Linked DNA regions of Homo sapiens: region 2 is linked to region 1. A link is an interaction called in ENCODE POLR2A ChIA-PET data of the cell type or tissue named here. Cell type or tissue: PC-9. All regions are shown on one strand. Each heading gives the region's core, and the rest is flanking DNA. Links, peaks and the distances in the headings are about the cores only. Region 1 holds the start of GNG13 (G protein subunit gamma 13). Region 2 has its middle 17 kb from the start of SOX8.

Region 1 (8,315 bases), core at 298-8,297:
AGGCTCAAGCAATCCTCCCACCTCAGCCTCTCCAATAGCTGGGACCACAGGTGCGCACCACCACACCCAGCTAATTTTTGTATTTTTTTGTAGAGACAGGGTCTCACTTTGTTGTCCAGGCTGGTCTCCAACTCCTGAGCTCAAGGGATCCTCCCGCCTTGGCCTCCATAAGTGCTGGGATTACAGGTGTAAGCCGCTACTTCCTGTCGTCTACTCTCTGTATTTTGCAAATAAAACGTTTGCAGGTCATGTCAAACATCAAGTGATTGATCTGTGGGGACGCAGGCGCCTTCCTCAGAGCCCCTCCCTCCCCTGCTTCTGCCCCAGCCAGCCTTGTGCATCTGCAGATACCGAGGCTGCTCAGGGGCGCTCTGCTGTCCACTGAGTGCGAGGAGTCTCAGGCGCTGCAGGGACCCGGGTGCTGCCACACGGGTGGACAGCCCATGGTGGCCGGTTGGAGGCCTCTAGCACAGACCCTGCACACCTGGAGGCTTCTGCTGGCAAAGCCCTGGGACCTAAGACCAGATGCCCAGGGCTATGGCCCACTTGGGATGACACACAGGGTCCCCAGATGTGTGCATCTACCCCAGTGACCCCCTTTTTGGGATGCTTGTGTCTGTTCTGGGGCTGCTCTGGGCCCCAGGGGTTGGGGGTGGGCGGTGTCCCCTTGTGAGAAGGGGCCCGCATGGCAGGAGTTCCCTGTGGGCGCAGGCCAGGCCCTGGAACGGTCTGTACCTCGCACACTGCATTTGCGAGCGGCTGCGCTGTTCCTGAGCTGGTTGGGAGCTCAGAAATGCAGGCGGGTGTCTTCCTGCCCCATGGGGTGGTAGAGATAGCCAGGAAGTGAGTGCCGGCCGCCCAGGGCCCCAGGCTTATTTCCCGAGACGGAGCTTGGCCACCTGTGGTCTGGTCTCCACGTAGCAGGATGCACGTTCGAGGCCTGTGACCCATGGGGTGGTAAGTGGGGTGTGCAGCTGCCCCACCCGTGTTGGGGTGACCTGGCTGTCCCCAGCAGCCACCTCTGCACGGGGGCTTCTGGTCAGTTCGGGCCATCCTAGCATCTGGCTAGGCTCTGCCAAACCCATTTGCCAATCAGATTTGGAAGACTGGACATTCTGTGGTTTCCCTAGCCCCGGAAGCAGCAGCAGGGCCATCCCCTGCACTGGGGGTCCCAGGATCCCTGATGGGCTGTGGCGTGACCCATCCAGGGTCTTAGAGGCCAACCTGGATTCACAGCATGTCCTGTGGTTAGAGGTACAGGCGGGTCCTTGGGCCCTGATGCACTTACAGTGGTGGCCACCCAGCCCGGGATGTTTGAATGAAGCCGTGGGGACAGCCAGAGGCCAGAACACACCGTCTTAACTTCTAGGTGTCCTTAGGCAAAATCACGGGACCTTTGTCATCCCTTTTTTTTTTTGAGACAAGGTCTCCCTGTTGTGAGCTGTGGCATGATCACAGTTCACTGCAGCCTCCACCTTCCAGGCTCAAGGGATCCTCTAGCCTCAGCTTCCCAAAGTGCTGGAATGACAGGTGTGAGCCACTGCACCCAGCCTAGTCATCCCAAAGCAAGTGTCCGTCTGTGTGGGCAGGGACTCTCCCAAAGCCAGAAGCCCTGTCAGGCTGCTGCACGGCTCTGGCCACCACCCTGCGGATCACGGGCTCCTAGGAAAGCCGCCCCAGGGACCACGACACACCGGAGGGTGGCCTGGGGCAGAAGGCGCGACTCACTCTCCCTTCCCTTCCCCCACAGACCTTGGAAAGGTCTCGCCTCAAGGCCTCCCACCACCCTCGGCTGAGCAAATGTGTCTCTCTTTTGGAAAATCTGCGACTTCTGAGCTGGTACTCTTGGAAGAGCGTAATTTGGTGGAGCCGGCAGTGGGGGCCTCTGAACCCAGCAGGCTGTTATTTTGCCCGTCGGTTCCCCTTAAACACACTCAAGTTCCGAATGGGGGCAGCACCCCATCCCCGGGAGCCCAGCTGGCATTGCTCCTGGTGACACACTGACCTCCAGTCCTCAGGCCAGGAGCTAGGGCGTCCGAGCCTGTGGGGATCCACCGCCCAGCCTGCTTCTGTCCTTCCAGGACCTCCTGCCTCAGGCCATGCTTCTGGTTAGCAAAGACATACCTAGCTTTTCAGGAGACGGGCGTCTCTTAAGTAGGAAACCTCCGGCGACTGTAACCACGCACTGACCTGCAGCTGTTCAGAGTAAACCGAGCTAAGGCAGGCACGCTACCCCGAGGCTGCAGCGCGAGCGTGGCTACGGCCAAGCCCCCAGCAGGCCCCTGACTACACAATGGAGGTCAGGTGTGGATGACAGCCACGCACCCGGGACTCCCTTGAAGTTGTTTTTTTTTTTTATTATACTTTAAGTTTTAGGGTACATGTGCACAACGTGCAGCTTTGTTACATATGTATACATGTGCCATGTTGGTGTGCTGCACCCATTTACTCGTCTTTTAACATCAGGTATATCCCCTAATGCTATCCCTCCCCCCTCCCCCCACCCCATCCCTTGAAGTTTTCCGTTGTGTTTTCTGTGCTTGGGTTTAAGAGCTTCAATTGTTTTTGAAAATCACTTTGAAACTTTCACAGATGACAGAAAAGTCGTTGCCGTGAGCTCCAGTTAACTAGGCGGAGTGAGTTTCTTTGGTGAGGAGCTGCCTTCGTTATTTCCCCAGGCCCCACGCTTGCAGTTTTGTTTGCAGGGACTGAGGGAAGTCAGCGTGTCCTCCACACACATTCACCCACCACCCCCGGGCTGCTTGGGTCCTGCAGGCCACAGGGTCCCCCTAGGACAGCCAGAGCCCTCTGCAGAGCCTAGGGCACAGGCGGGTGGAGGATGGGACTGGTCCTTGGTCCCCAGCTCAGCACTTTATCCCTCTGTTCCCCGGAGAGTTGACTGGTGTCGGGGGCTGTCTCCCCCACCCATTCGGAGTTGAGGCCGCAGCGAGAGGCCAGTCCCGGGAGACCCTGCTGCAGCTTCCCGCTAGGAAGGGATCAGAGCCCCCTATGCCAGTGTGGTACCAAGCCCTAAAGTCAGCGTGAAGGGCCTCCGGCCTCCTGTGCTTCCCCCACGGTCTTGGTTGGCTGTAAATGGGAGGTCTCGATGCTCCTGCCCCAAGCCAGGCCCAGCGGCACAGCCCCACGCCTGGTGGGTCAAGAGCCCCTCGGGCCAGGGACAGCTATTTCTAGGGCAGCGGAAAGAGCCCTGCGTGTTCTCAGCCAGCGGCCCAATTAGTGGCCTAATTTCAGAAAGGAGCCCCTGGCCTCGGGAGGCTGTGGTCACTCCGTTGGGGGACTGGCTGCCATTCCTCCCAATGAGAATCGCTGAAGCCGGGTCCAGCTGTAGGGCCGGGGGAGGCAGATTCCAGACCCGAGGCTGACTCCAGCTCAAGGCGTCAGCGCCCGGATGTGTTTGGGGGTTTCCGAGTGCAGCCTTGGTAGGAAGGTCGAAGTCAGTCTTCAAGACCCCCGTCTTACTGAGGATGGGACCTCACAGCCCCTCACACGGGAGCAGAGGTTACTGCACCCACCCAGGTCAGCACAGGACCTGCTTCTGATTCTGGGGGTCCACACGACACCGAGGCTGACTGGTGCCCCCCCAGCGACCAGAAACGCCACAGAAGTGGGGTGAGAGACGGGACCCACATCACATGCCTGGGACATGGGCCTGCAGCAGACCCAAAACCCTCAGCTTGCCCTGGCCCTGCCCCCACTTCCCTCAACCTCCTCCTGCCCTTGGCCTTGGGGGTCACCCAGACCCTGCTCAGGTAGGCAGGCCGGGTCCACCATGCAGGTACACACAGCCACTTCTCTGCTGAGATGCTGAGGACTGGCAGGACCTGCCCGGACCACAGGGCAGTGCTCACTCCAGGACGTGACCCCACGGCCCGTCTCACCTGTCCTGGTGGCCCACACCACACTCCAACCTGTGTCCTGATTCACTGGGGGCACTGGCCGTGTTGGACAGAGCTCAGGCACCCTCAGGGACCTTACTGGGTCCAGTGAATTGACCAAAAGCCAGAACCTGGAGCCTTGGCGACCCCATTAGGAGACCTCCTAGGTCCTTCCAGATGAGCAGATGCAAAGGCCGCTTGGGGTCCTGAGAGTGGCCACAGAACCCCCAGCTCTCACAACTCAGCTGCGGACCTCAGGGTGTTCCCCCGCCTGGCCCTGGCTCCAAGCCACCTGCTGTCCCAGGGAACGTGGGGGACATGCCCTGGGGTCCCCCCCGCCTTGCCTGCATCCTGGGGTGGCACACACCCCTCCCCTAACAGCCATTCCACTCTCTGGCGCCCAAAGTGGTGCCCCCAGCCACAGGGAGAGCCCTCAGCAGCCCAGAAACTAAGGTGCATCCGAAGTCACAGCACCAGGGGGCACAGGCAGGGCAGGGCGGGCACTGGGATCAGGGAGACGTCTAGCCCCCACCATGCCAAGAGGGGCAACCATCTGCCCTGAGGAGGAGGCCTCGTGCCCTGGGCTTTAAGCTGCCCCACCCCACCCCCAAATCCATAATAAAAATAATCCCTTCCCTAATGTGCCCCAGTTCCAGAGGCGCCTCTGATCCAGCCGACACACATCAGGGCGGGAGGTGCAGGTGGCCCCGATTCACGGAGTCACACTGGCAGGGAGTCCTGCTGAGTGACTTCAGGGACCTGAGCGCCTGAGAGGGACAGGGCCCACCTCTCCCCGACAACCCCTGCAGAGGTCTGGGCCACCCCAGGCAGGCCGGGCGGTTCCCTGTGACACTGGGGAAGGCAGAGTGACCTGCTCACAGGCCCCTGGCCCTGCCAGCACCCACCGAGGGCCTGGCCCACGCTTCCCCGGGGGTGGCCCAGCTTCTGCAGGGACTGTTTGGGGAGCTTGGCCCTGTGCCCCCAGAGGCTGCTGTTGCTGCCTGGGCGCCCCCACCTAGGATGCAGCCTGGTATGTACGTCACCTGCTGGTACATAGGGCACAGCTCCCACAGGAGCCCAAGGGGTACACCCAAGGGCAGGGTGGGAGGAGACACGGGGAAACGTGTCAGAGGAAAAGGGGCCAGTCTCAGCTCTGCAGGCTGACAGGTGCGGAGCCCCAAAGGGAAGCCCTCTCCCCAGAGCCTTGAGGTCACACAACCCGAGCCCAAGTGCTGCAGCTGGGGGCACCTCTCCCGAGGCAGCGTGCCCCAGAGCACCCACAGTGGACCGGTGTTGGGGACGCCTCAGGCCGCCACTCTCAGCTCAGATCAGACTGAAAAGCACGGCACTCTCCTGCCCTCGGGAGCTGCCCCGTGCCGGCCACTGGTCTGGGAACAGGGGATCGGGCTGGAGCAGGGAGCTCCACAGAGCCCCGGGGCCCCTAGCAGTAAGAGGCTCACATCCCAGGGTGAGCCACATGGCCCACACAGGATGCCTCTGTCAGGGGGGCACAGCTGAGTGTCACCTGAACCCTGCAGGCTGCAGAGGCTTCAGAGGGCAAAGGGTCCCAGCCCCATCCCCACTCCTCCCGGCTGGCCCAGGACACTGGAGGGGGAACCCACCCCCTCAAGTGGAAGGAGACCTCTCCACCAGGGCCCAAGCTGGCCCCTCAGGGAAAATGGACCAGCCCCACACTGGCCCCTGGCTGCATGTCCATCCGCTGGGTGAGCCCAGGGGAGGGGGCAGCACAGGCTATCTCTGGGGTCAGCCCAGCCCTGAGGAGGGTGTGGGGGCGGCGCCAGGGCCCAGGTGGCGGGAGGGGCGGGGCACAGCCAGGGCTCTGCCTGGCGGACTCCCGGAACATCACTTGGCCCTCGCTCTCACTCGCGGTCGCCTGGCCGTTGTCATTGTCCCTCCGCTGTCACCTTTTCAAGGTAGGTCCGATGAACAGGCGCCCGGGGCTAGGGAGGGCCCGGAGGCCCCTCGACTCTCAGCTGGCCCAGGTCAGTCCCCTGGGCTCACCCTAACTCCCGGGGCGAGGGCAGCTGCCCCGCAGGCAGCAAAACCCAACCCGAGCCGGTGCTGCAGGCAGGGAGGCGGCTCTCGCGGTGCGGGGGAGCTGTGTCCATCTGAGCGCCGTGCGCCGCCTGCAGTGCCCACCGAGTCCCGTGGCTGGGGGCGTCCACGGGGTGCACGGGGTGGGTGGCCAGGCTTGGCGGCAGCTGCGCGAAGGTAGGGCTGGGCAGCAAGGACTGGGCTGTGGGCGGGGCGCCAACACCCCGGGCCTGGGAGGACCCGCACGCAGCTAGTCCTGCGCCCACGGGGCTGAGTGTAGGGTCTCCGAGAAAAGGCCTGCACCGGGGATGGGGGCGGGTAGGGGTGCTGGAACTCCAGAGTCTCCGGGAGGGAATCCTCTGCATGACCCTGATCACTCCCCCAGAAACCTGCCCCCGCTCGCTCCCCGGCCTCCCACCCCACTACGGGCAGACCCTCTGCTGGCTGCTGGGAGTCTGCCCAATTCACCACCGGGACCCCACCAGCCTCAGGCCCTGGGCCCCTCCCTAGGTGGCCGGTGCAGCTGCACGACCAAAGGATGGGGAGACTGTTGGGCCAGGAGCCCCCTTCACAGCCAGAGGCAGGCTCCCCGAAACTTGACGCCAACCCCCACCCACCCTCCCAAGGTTCAGCCCTGTCTCCCAACCTTGGGGACGGGGGCCAGAGTTGGGACGGAGTGAGGGACTCCCTGGGCCCCTGGAGTGGGTAGGGGGAGAGGCAGGGGGCAACCCACCCCCACTTGCCTCGAACTTGTGGCAGTTCTGAGGGGTGTCAACCTGTGGCTTTCCCAGGCTGGCCACAAGCAGAAAGCACGCAGGTAACGTGTGTGGTTCCCAGACACACTGGGGACCCAGGGGCCACCCACAGCCCATATCCCAGACTCGGGTAGTATAGCCTGAGCCCCCAAGATCCTGAGCACACACCCCACCTGCCAGAGAAGCAAACTGCAGCAGAACATTCCTGTCCAGGAGTCCTGGCTCTGGACTGGGCTCTGCCATGCAAAGCAAAGGGGCACACAGCGGGGCGGGGCAGGGGCCACCTCCTGAGGACCTCGCCCCACACCTCACACCGTGGTCTGGGTCAGCCTGCGTGGGCCTCAGTGGGAGGGTAGGAGCTGGGGGCCTGCCGTGCTGAGCACCCTTTCTCCTGCCTGCAAGGGATCTTCGTAAGGTGTGGGGGCCTATGGGGGAGTAGCTGAGGATGTAAAGTTTCTTGCAGTTAATTAGTCCCAGTGCAGGAGGCGGGAGCTGGGGCCTTGTGGGAACTCGCTCTGTGCCCTGCACCCTAGCAACGCCTAGGGGACTGGCCCAGGCAGTGGTGTGGACTCTCCCCGCTTCATCCTGCGGGGTTCAGCTCAGGCCTGCGGGGAGCAGCGGGGGTGGGGACTACAGGCTGGTGGCCTCGGCCCTGTGGCTTCCTCCTGTGCCCTCCAGCCCCAGGCTGGCTGCTTCAGAAGCCCCTGACCCCATGGAGGAGTGGGACGTGCCACAGATGAAGAAAGAGGTGGAGAGCCTCAAGTACCAGCTGGCCTTCCAGCGGGAGATGGCGTCCAAGACCATCCCCGAGTGAGTGCCCCACCTGCCTGATTTGCCTCTCATTTGTCTGCCCTGCGCTGGCTGCTCATTTCCATAGCCACGACCACCGCCGCCGACAGGCAGGTGCAGCAGGAGGCCCTCGGGGGTCAGGTGCCACCACTCACCTGCCACCCGCCCACCCGCAGGCTGCTGAAGTGGATCGAGGACGGGATCCCCAAGGACCCCTTCCTGAACCCCGACCTGATGAAGAACAACCCATGGGTGGAAAAGGGCAAATGCACCATCCTGTGAGCCCCGCACCCGGCCCCTCTCACACCATCCTGTGAGACCACGCCCGGCCCCACTCCCACCATCTTGTAAGACTGTGCCCAGCCCCACTCACTCCATCCTGTGAGTCCCACTCCCAGCCCCACTCCCACCATCCTGTGAGCCCATGCCCGGCCCCACTCACACCAACCTGTGAGCCCCACTCCCGGCCCCACTCACTCCATCTTGTAAGACTATGCCCAGCCCCATTCACTCCATCCTGTGAGTCCCACTCCCAGCCCCACTCCCACCATCCTGTGAGCCCCACTTCCAGCCCCACTCCCACCATCCTGTGAGCCCCACTCCCAGCCCCACTCCCACCATCCTGTGAGCCCCACTCCCGGCCCCACTCACTCCATCCTGTGAGCCCCACTCCCAGCCCCACTCACACCAACCTGTGAGCCCCACTCCCGGCCCCACTCACAACATCTTGTAAGACTGTGCCCGGCCCCATTCACTCCATCCTGTGAGACCACGCCCGGCCCCACTCACTCTATCCTGTGAGACCACGCCTGGCCCCACT
Region 2 (8,315 bases), core at 252-8,251, 200 kb before region 1:
CGCGGTATGGATGAGCCACGTCCGTGGGTTCCTTCACCCGGGGAGGGACATCGGGGCTGCGGCAGGTGCACATGTGCGGGTCCCTTCACCGGGGAGGGACATCAGACTGCGGTTGCACAGGTGCACAGATGTGGGGTGCCACAGACCCACGGTCTTGCTTGGTTTACCTGTGTGAGCCCTCAGGTCACCACCAGGAATCCAGCGTCTCTCCCCTCCAAAGATTCAGTGGAGCCTCAGGGAGCCCAGAAGGGGGCTGGGCCTCCCTCCTGCCACATCTCCAGTTCCAAGGGACCCTGAACTGTGCCCAGGTGACAGGGCCCTCAGAGCAAGGGACTGTCCACCACGTGGCTCACTGCCAAGAGCTCCTGGAGGTGCCAGCATTCCGCTGGGCCAGGAGGGCAGCAGCGGCGGATCTGAGCTACAGTTTGGACGGACCCCTCAGGCAGCAGAAGCCCCTCGGAGGCCCAGGGGAGAACTCCACGCCCCCACCCCTGGGGCTCCCTGGAAAGGCACCGAAGGAAAAAATGTTCCTGAAAAACTAAACAAGTGAATTCAGAAGCTCAGGTGTCAGAGCTGGGGCCCCATGACGGGCCAGGGACAGCCATCGGCCCCTCCGTGGACACCCAGGGTTCCCTGGAGGAGAAATCATACAGGGCAGGTGGTGAGAACTTGAACTTCACCTCCACGGTGGCTTCCTCACGGGGCGATGTGAGGCTTGGGTGAGGTGACGCGGCATGTTTCAGGCTGAACGGTGGCCACAGCTGACCCTGGGAATCTGTGACTCTGGCTTGGTTGGGAAATGGAGTCTTTGCAGATGTAATTGATCAAAAGATCTTGCAGTGGGGTCATCCTGGGTTATCTGGGTGGGACCTAAATCCAGCGATGAGTGTCCTCATAGAAGCAGAGGAGGAGACAGACATGCAGAGGAGACAGCCGCGTGAAGCCGGGACAGAGGTTGGAGCGATGTGGCCACAAGCCAAGGGACACCTGGAGCCACCAGGAGCTGGAATAGGCAGGAAGGATCTTCCTCTGGAGTCTCATTGGGGAGCGTGGCCCTGCCCAAGCCTTGATCTCAGACTTTTGGCCTGCAGACCTGTGAGAGGACAGGTTTGTTTTCTAAACCACTCGGCTCATGGCACTTTACTTGGGCAGCCATGTGGCACTGCCACACCCCCGCAGCCAGGCCCTCAGCTCCAGGCATCTGGAGCTGCCTACCCCGCGGTAAATGCTGAGCTGAGGAGGCATCTCCAAGCCACCTGGGCCCCAGCTCTGGGAGGCCCTCAGCACTCCAGCCAGGTGCTCATAGCTGCCGTGTCCCGGGGGCACCGAGGCAGGGCCCTACCCCACTGAATGGGAGGGGCAGCACCTCCAGACCCGAAAGGCCAGCGCCTGGGGAGCTGAACAGGGGAGACCCACCGTCCACACGTCTGCCTGGGACTCTCCTGGCTTTAGCCCTGAACATCCCTCAGCTTGGGGACCCCTGGGCCTAACCCCGACAGGCTGATCCTCCAGTGGATACTCCGCAACCTCCAGGCTTCACTTCGCAGCCCCCATATCTGCCCCTCACACCCAGCAGTTTTTCCTAGAGGCGCCACTGGGCAGCCTGCACGTCGGGGCCCAGGATGCCGTGGCCAGCAGTGGTTGGGATTTCACGGACTTTAGACAGCTGCCAGTGTCAGGGTCCCGGGGGCTTTTCCCGGCCGCCACCCCCCCCCGCCAAATGGAGCCATCAGCTCCCTCTCCCCAGTCATGGAGACCGCACTGCTGTCCTTCCTTCCAGGCCAGGAGGAGCCCCCGCCATGTGATGAGCTGGGACGTGTGTCCACCCCGTGAAACCTGCTCTGCACGGCCTGGTCTTCAGGAGAGGAGCAACCCAGATGGGCTGAGTGAGGAGCCCAGGACCCACAGCCACTGCACAGAGCCGGGGGCACCTGTTCCCCGCACCCCCGCTCTGCTTGCCCTCCCACACCCCCAACCTGGCTTCCCACCGACTTTCCTGCTGGCATTCCAGGGAAAATCAAATCTCCTGGGGAGAAACGGCTTCTGTGTCCAAATGAGCTTTCCGAGTCCAGGTGCAAATGGTTTGGGGAGCTCCAGGAGCAAAAATACGGTTTCAATTTTCCAAAGCAGGCCGAGATCCCCGAGTTTAACCCACATGGCCGAGAAGCGAGGTTCCCACCCAGACCCAGGTCATCACCCAGCCGAGGCCACGGGGAGTGCGCTGTGCACATGGCATCGCCAGGGCCTGGGGCTCCTGGCTGGAGGTCAGGGAACTGGGGTCCCTGTCCCCGGTCCCATGGCCGACAGCACTTCTTCCTCTGGCCGCGGCTGGAGAACCAGCTGTCCAGGCCACTTGTCAAGGTCACTAAGAAACTTGGGTGGGAGAAGGAATTCATCCCAAACTCAGGAACCTTCCTGGGGTCGGGAGACACGGCGCTCAGTGACCTCCCAACTGGTACTTCCCAGGGACGGGACGCGGCCCTCACAGGGGGCGGCAGGTGCAGCCTCAGCTCTGCAGCTACCGGCCCCACCTCGGTGTTGTCTGAGGTTAAATGGAGTCCCAGCCTCGTGCATCTTGATTTGAGGGCCCTGAGCCTGCGGGCATCAGGGAGGGCCAGGGAAGCACCAGCAGGTGTGCCAAAGTGTGGGCACCCCCAGGGGGCAAAGGCCCTGCCACCCTCCCAGGCCAGGCTCTCAGAAGCCCCAGGGAGCCCACAGTGCCCGGACCTGCCTGGCCCCTGCTGGCTGAGCTGCCCCGGAAGAGCCTCCCTGCTCTTGGGAATCCCTGCAGGTCCACAGAGCCCTACCCCACATCGGCCTCTGACTGCTGGCTCATGACTGCTGGCTCATGACTGCTGGCTCCAGCAGCTCGAGGGGACCTGTCCTGAGCTCAGCCCAGGGGCCAGGACATGACTAGTGCGTCTCCAGACTCTGGCCCAAAACCCAGCCTCCATCCACCCCTCAGTGGCTTGAAGCAGCTCAGCTGGTCATGGGGGCTGGTGAGCAGCTCCGTGTGCCTGGCATGAGGCACCAGGGTCAGTTGTGACCTCACGGAGGAACAGCCTGGGGATGGGGAAACTGGGACCCACGCAGTCCCACCCCTCACAGTGATTACTGACAGTGACCATGGCCTTGAAGGAGACCATCAGAGGGTTCTGTCTGGGCCAGTTTAGGAGGGCTTCCAGGAGGAGGCAGCATGTGAGCCGAGAGAGGCATGGGCAGGAGAGGCAGGTTCAGGGCCAAGGACAGTCCAGGGCCCAGGGTAGTGGACACCACTCTCCCTCCTCCCAGGAAGAGAAATGTCCCCTTCAGGCAGCAGTTTCTAGAAAGATCTGGGTGGAGCCGGCAGGGACCACCAGAAGCTGCTCCACCGGGAGCTGCCCCACCTGGGGTCCCTCCACCTGTCCTCTACCACATGCCAGGGGCAGGCACGTGATCCGACTCGGTTCCCATCCGGCCCCTTGGGAACCAGCGAATGCCCGTGCCGGCTTGCTCCGTGGAACCAGCTGGCTTTCCCTCTTTCCCCCTTCCTCTTTCTTTCTGAAATCTGGATGCAGTTTGCTGCGTGGCCTCCCTCCTCAGTCCTGGCCAGGTGGTTTACCTGGGCTCCTATGCCACCTGTCAGTTTCCTCCCTGCCTGCTTCCCCACCAGCACCGGCTGCCCAGGCCTCCGGGCCTTCCTGCCGTCCTCCTTAGAGAGAAGAACCTCCTTGGGCCTTGGAGAACCCCCACGCTGGGTGTGCTTGGCCATCCGCACAAACGGGCTGGGCCGGGGCCCTCACGCTGCTGCTCGCTGGATTCCTTCTGCCCTGCACCTACCCAGGAGGCAGTCCCCAAATCTAGTTCACTGCTTCCAACTGCTCCCACTGTGTGGCACCTGGTGTGCACCTCCTGCCTGCTCCAGAGCTCCCAGGGCCTCCTGTGGGCACCGAGGGCACCTATGCCCTTCCCCTTTTCCCCCCATGGGTCCTGCGAGGCTGGCATCACTGCAGGTGAGGACCTGCCAGGGTCATGGCCTGGAACCCTGATCTGGAGTCTGAGCCCTGTCCAGGGGTTCTTGACTTGGGCCCAGCACTGCCCTGGCACCCAGCAGCCTTCACGCCTCCCGTGGGCCTCTCCAGCTGGCTCTGGGCGCCACCTGCCTGGTTCCAGCCACAGACTCCTCTCCTGCTGTCTGTCCCGCTGCCCTCTGACACGCCATGCAGGGGGCCCAGGGCACCCGTTTCCCAGACACAGTAACGGTGTCTCAGCCAGCTCCTGGCAGGCCTGGCCCGAGCCAGCCAGCAGGGACCACCAGGAGCTGCCCCAGCCAGGGTCCCTCCACCCATCCGACTCGAAGCAGAGCCCCTTCTCCCACAGCATTTTCAGAGCTTAGGCTGGGGGATCGGGGGTGCGTTTTGCAGACATGAGCTTCACAGATTTAAAATAAAGGAGGATTCGGGTGGGGACTCTCTGGGGGCTTCCTGCAAACCAGCCCCCGCGCAGGCTGTGTGGTAACCGAGGGCACCGTGGCAGTGAGGCAGGAGCAGTCGGCGCCCACACGCCGGATCTGCCGCACCCGCTGCCACCCACAGTCCTCTGGCGAGCTCTCAGATGGGAGGAACAGGTGACAGGGAGCCCTCCCCAGGGGAGCCGCGCCCCGAACCTCACAGGCGGGCGTGTGGAGCGGGAGGCGGGGGTGGGGTGAGGCCTCCAGACCCCATGGAAGATTGAAATGTCATCTGTCTCGTTTTCAAAGGAAGCTCAGCGGGCTCCATCCCCGCCTTTTGCAAGAAGATGACTCTTCTGCCAGATGGGAGGGGACGCCCACCTCCGCCACGCCAGCTTCTGTCTTCCTCCCGGTGACGGCACCACAGCTCCCCCGGCACCGCGTACATTCCTGAAGTGGTGAGGCCCGGGGACGGCCTGTGACCTGCCTCCTTCCCGGGAGGGGAGCTGGGCGGGTATTTAATGAAAGGAAATGCTCCAGCCGGCTGCTTCCTGCTCAGGTTGCCCAGCCTCCCTGCCGCTCCTGCCGCTGGCAACCTCCCGCGCTGGACACCGTGGAGGAGGCGGGCAGGCTCAGCACCCAGGGCCCCTGCAGGCACCGGCAGCTCTCAGAGATGCCTGGTCACTGGAGGTGCTTATAGGACCCGGCCTGGGCGGCCATCCGTTCCTGCAGACCCTCCCTCGGGGGCCCAGGGAGAAGCAGGGGCTGCTCTGAGCCACAGACCTTCCTCTTCCCTAAAATGCCTGAGGATGCTTCCCTGAAGGGGCCAGTGTGGGACTGGGGGCTGACAGGGCACAGGAGATGCTGCCTGGGTGTGTCCAGTGGGGAGACAGAGCTCTGGGGGTCTGCACCCAACAGCCTCCTCCCGTTCAGAGACAGCACGCTCCCTTCTCCTCCCTGAGAGGGAGGAAGCCCCATGCAGGGGTGGAGGTTTTGGTGTGGCCCCAGGCGTGCTGCGGCCTTGGCAGGGCAGCAGACCCTGGCCCCGTCCCCACCACTCCTCTTCCTGGGCTTGGGCCCCGACTGTGAGGGGTGGACTGTGGGTAAATCACCAAGAAGTGGAGTCAGGGGCCCTCTTCTGTTAAATGGGGTGAAAACTCGCACCAGCCCCATGAGCCCTCCATGCCTTTGTTGAGATCAAGCTGGAGGAGGACCAAGCACCCAGACGCCCTCCCACATATCATCACTGTCACCGTCACAGCCACCACTCCCTTCCTTTCCCCTTTGCCCCCGCCCCAGCCCTGACCCTGGGGTGCTCAGGGCCTCATTTCAGAACAGGTGAGCACCAAAGCCCTGACAGAGGCTAAGTCTCCTCTTTCTAACAGAATCTTCTTCCCTGGCCAAGACATCCCCTGGTACTTAGAGAGATGAGAAACTCACTGTGCAGGGGAATCGGGTGGCTGCGAGCCGCCTCACCTGCTCCCTTCCTCTTCACTCCTGCAGGTGCCCCCACGATGCCTCGGAAAGTAACCATGGCCGCCCTCATGGCAGCTCACCTGTTTTGGGGTATTTTATTCGCATCTGCAGAGTAGAGAGGAACATTCCAGAATGTGAAGACTTCAGAACGTGGACCCTGGGTTCTGGAGAGCAGGTGGCCTGACTTTTAGCTGGGAGCTGGGGGGATACACCCACAACTCAGTGGGAGGACCCCCAGCCGCTCTGGAGACCTGGCTTTCCAGTAGGTCTGCATAGCTCTGAATTGATTTTGGAAGAAACCGCCCTGAACTGTTTTTCTCACTGCCCTGTCTGGAAAAAAAAAACATCACCTTGTAACTTTATGTAAATGAGCCACATAGCATGCTCCTTTGCAGGAGGGGCTCAGCATGCCTGCCTGGTTCCTCCTCGTTACTGAGCTGGATCTCAGAATGGGAAAAGACCATAGTTTATCTACCTGCTCTTGAGGGGTGTGTGGAAAGTTCCCTGTTTGAGATCTACAAAGAACCTTCTCTCCTGGTGAACACAAGCGTGCATTTCACACGGGTGGACTTCCAGCAGCAGAATTGCTGGGTCATAGGTCACTGGCATGCCAGCTCTTGGTGGGACCACAAACCATCTTTGGAGTGGTTGTGCAATAGCAATACAAGCTTCTATCAGGAGGATGAGGCCCCGCTTGCCCATGTCCTCACCAGGACTGGATGTCTTCCCTCTGAACTTCAGCCATCCTAGTGGGTGCTGCATCTTTTAGAGAAATGAGCTTGACACATACTTCTACCATGTCTTGATAACTCAAGGTCACAGTCATTAGCATTAACCACAGTCCTAATGATGTACTCAAGCTGAGCAGGCAGGTGTCCCATGTCATGCACTCAGGGCCCCCCAGTTAGCAATGACTCCACCTGCACAGAACCCACAATAGCTGCCAGATGACAGATCTGCCTAGGGCTCCTGAGGTCTCTGCCATGCTTACCTCCCTGTTAGCTACCCCTTTGCCCTTCCTGCCAGTGGGTCTCCTGTAGAAATTGTTCTCACCATTGGAGCAATTTAAAGAGAGCGATGATGACCCTGAGCTTCCTGCTGCTGCCCAGCCTGTTTCCGTTACCACTGAGCCTTCATTTGGTTCAATGCTCTGTTCAATGCTCTGAAATATCTCAGAGACTTGAATCTGTTCTGCCTGGAGCAAACATGCCCTGCTTCACCTTCATTCATTCATTCACTCATTCACTGATTTGTTCATTCAGCAAATACTCATTGAGTATCTGGTCTGTGTCCAGGATAATTTAGGTTGTGGGTGAAGGCCAAGGACAGTTACGGCCCCAAGCTTGTTGAGCTCGTAAGGCCACCCAGGGACACATGGCTCATGTTGTGAGCCATGGCTCATGTTCTACCCCCACTCCACCATCCACACCACAAAGCATGTTCTTCTCCACAGATGGGCACGGGCAGTGTGGAACCTTCCATACCTGCCCACTAGATGATCACCCATCCTGCTTCTCCCAGGACTGAGGGGCTTCCCAGGACATGGGACTTTCACTGCAGAAACTGGAAATGTCCAGGCAATCCAGGATGAGTTTGGCACCCTACTGCTCACTGAGTCCTGGGACCCACAGCTGTGAGAGGGCTGCATATGGAACCGGTGGTTGTGCCTGCCTCAGGCATGTCTCAGACCTGTCCCAGGTGTCTCCTAAGCACTACCACTCACTCAGGTTCAGAGAGAAAAGAGCAAGCTGGAGCCATCCAGGTAGGATACTTCAGACTGAGTGAAGAAATGAAGGATGATGCTGTCTAACTGAATGAGAGATGAGCTGCTCAGAGACAAGACTCATTGGAAACATCTATCCTTGTGAACACAAGACTCACCAGATCCCTGCTCAAGACTCAGTGGAAACATCTGAAGGGCCCCATTTCCTCAGAAAGCCTCCACTGACCACAAGGCAGGTTGGGTCCCTGTACTGGTTCTTATGGTCCCCTGTATGTGTCCTGTTTTGCCCTTTCCTGATGTATTGAGGGAGCTCAGGGCTGAGTCTATCTCCTTCTCCTTTAAAGCTCAGCACCTACTACATAACAGTCACTGAATGAATTAATGAATGAATGAAGGAGTGGATGGATGGGTGGATGGGTAGGTGGGTGGGTGGATGAACAGATGGATGAATGAGGGGGTGGGTGAGTGGATGGATGTATGGTTGCAGTGGATAATAAATGGATGAATGGGTGGGTGGGTGGGTGGATAAATGGATGGATGGATGGGTGAGTGGCTGGTGGTTGGATGGATGGATGGGCAGGTGGGCGGTGGGTGGATGAATGGGTGCATGAGTGGATTGATGGGTGGGTGGATGGATGGGTGGGTGGGTGGGTGAGTGGATGGATGGGTGGGTGGGTGCGTGAGTGT

Evidence for each region. ChIA-PET counts read pairs that join two places held together with the same protein. Peaks named below come from ENCODE experiments on the same cell type or tissue, not always from the same donor. Only the 100,000 strongest peaks of a DNase experiment are listed, where the experiment ranks them.
Region 2: POLR2A ChIA-PET joins it to region 1 with 20 read pairs; 6 of 35 experiments call an interaction of 5 or more read pairs at or near these places.

Annotation. Positions count from the first base shown.
Region 1 is chr16:798,181-806,495 of GRCh38, reverse strand. GNG13 (G protein subunit gamma 13) reads left to right here and starts at 5,762. Exons shown (of 3, transcript NM_016541.3): 1 at 5,762-5,830; 2 at 7,385-7,516; 3 at 7,672-8,315. The coding sequence starts at 7,419. The coding sequence ends at 7,777. RefSeq lists enhancers at 1,974-2,517, 3,062-3,606, 4,424-4,973, 4,974-5,523, 5,524-6,073. In PC-9, for the core only: no CTCF peak of the experiment used is centred there; no DNase peak of the experiment used is centred there; H3K27me3 peaks cover 2,737 bases.
Region 2 is chr16:994,234-1,002,548 of GRCh38, reverse strand. No RefSeq gene overlaps it. Among named protein-coding and RNA genes, the nearest start is that of SOX8, 17 kb to the right of the region's middle. RefSeq lists an enhancer at 1-647. In PC-9, for the core only: no CTCF peak of the experiment used is centred there; a DNase peak (open chromatin) is centred at 4,898; H3K4me3 peaks cover 1,070 bases; H3K27me3 peaks cover 5,437 bases.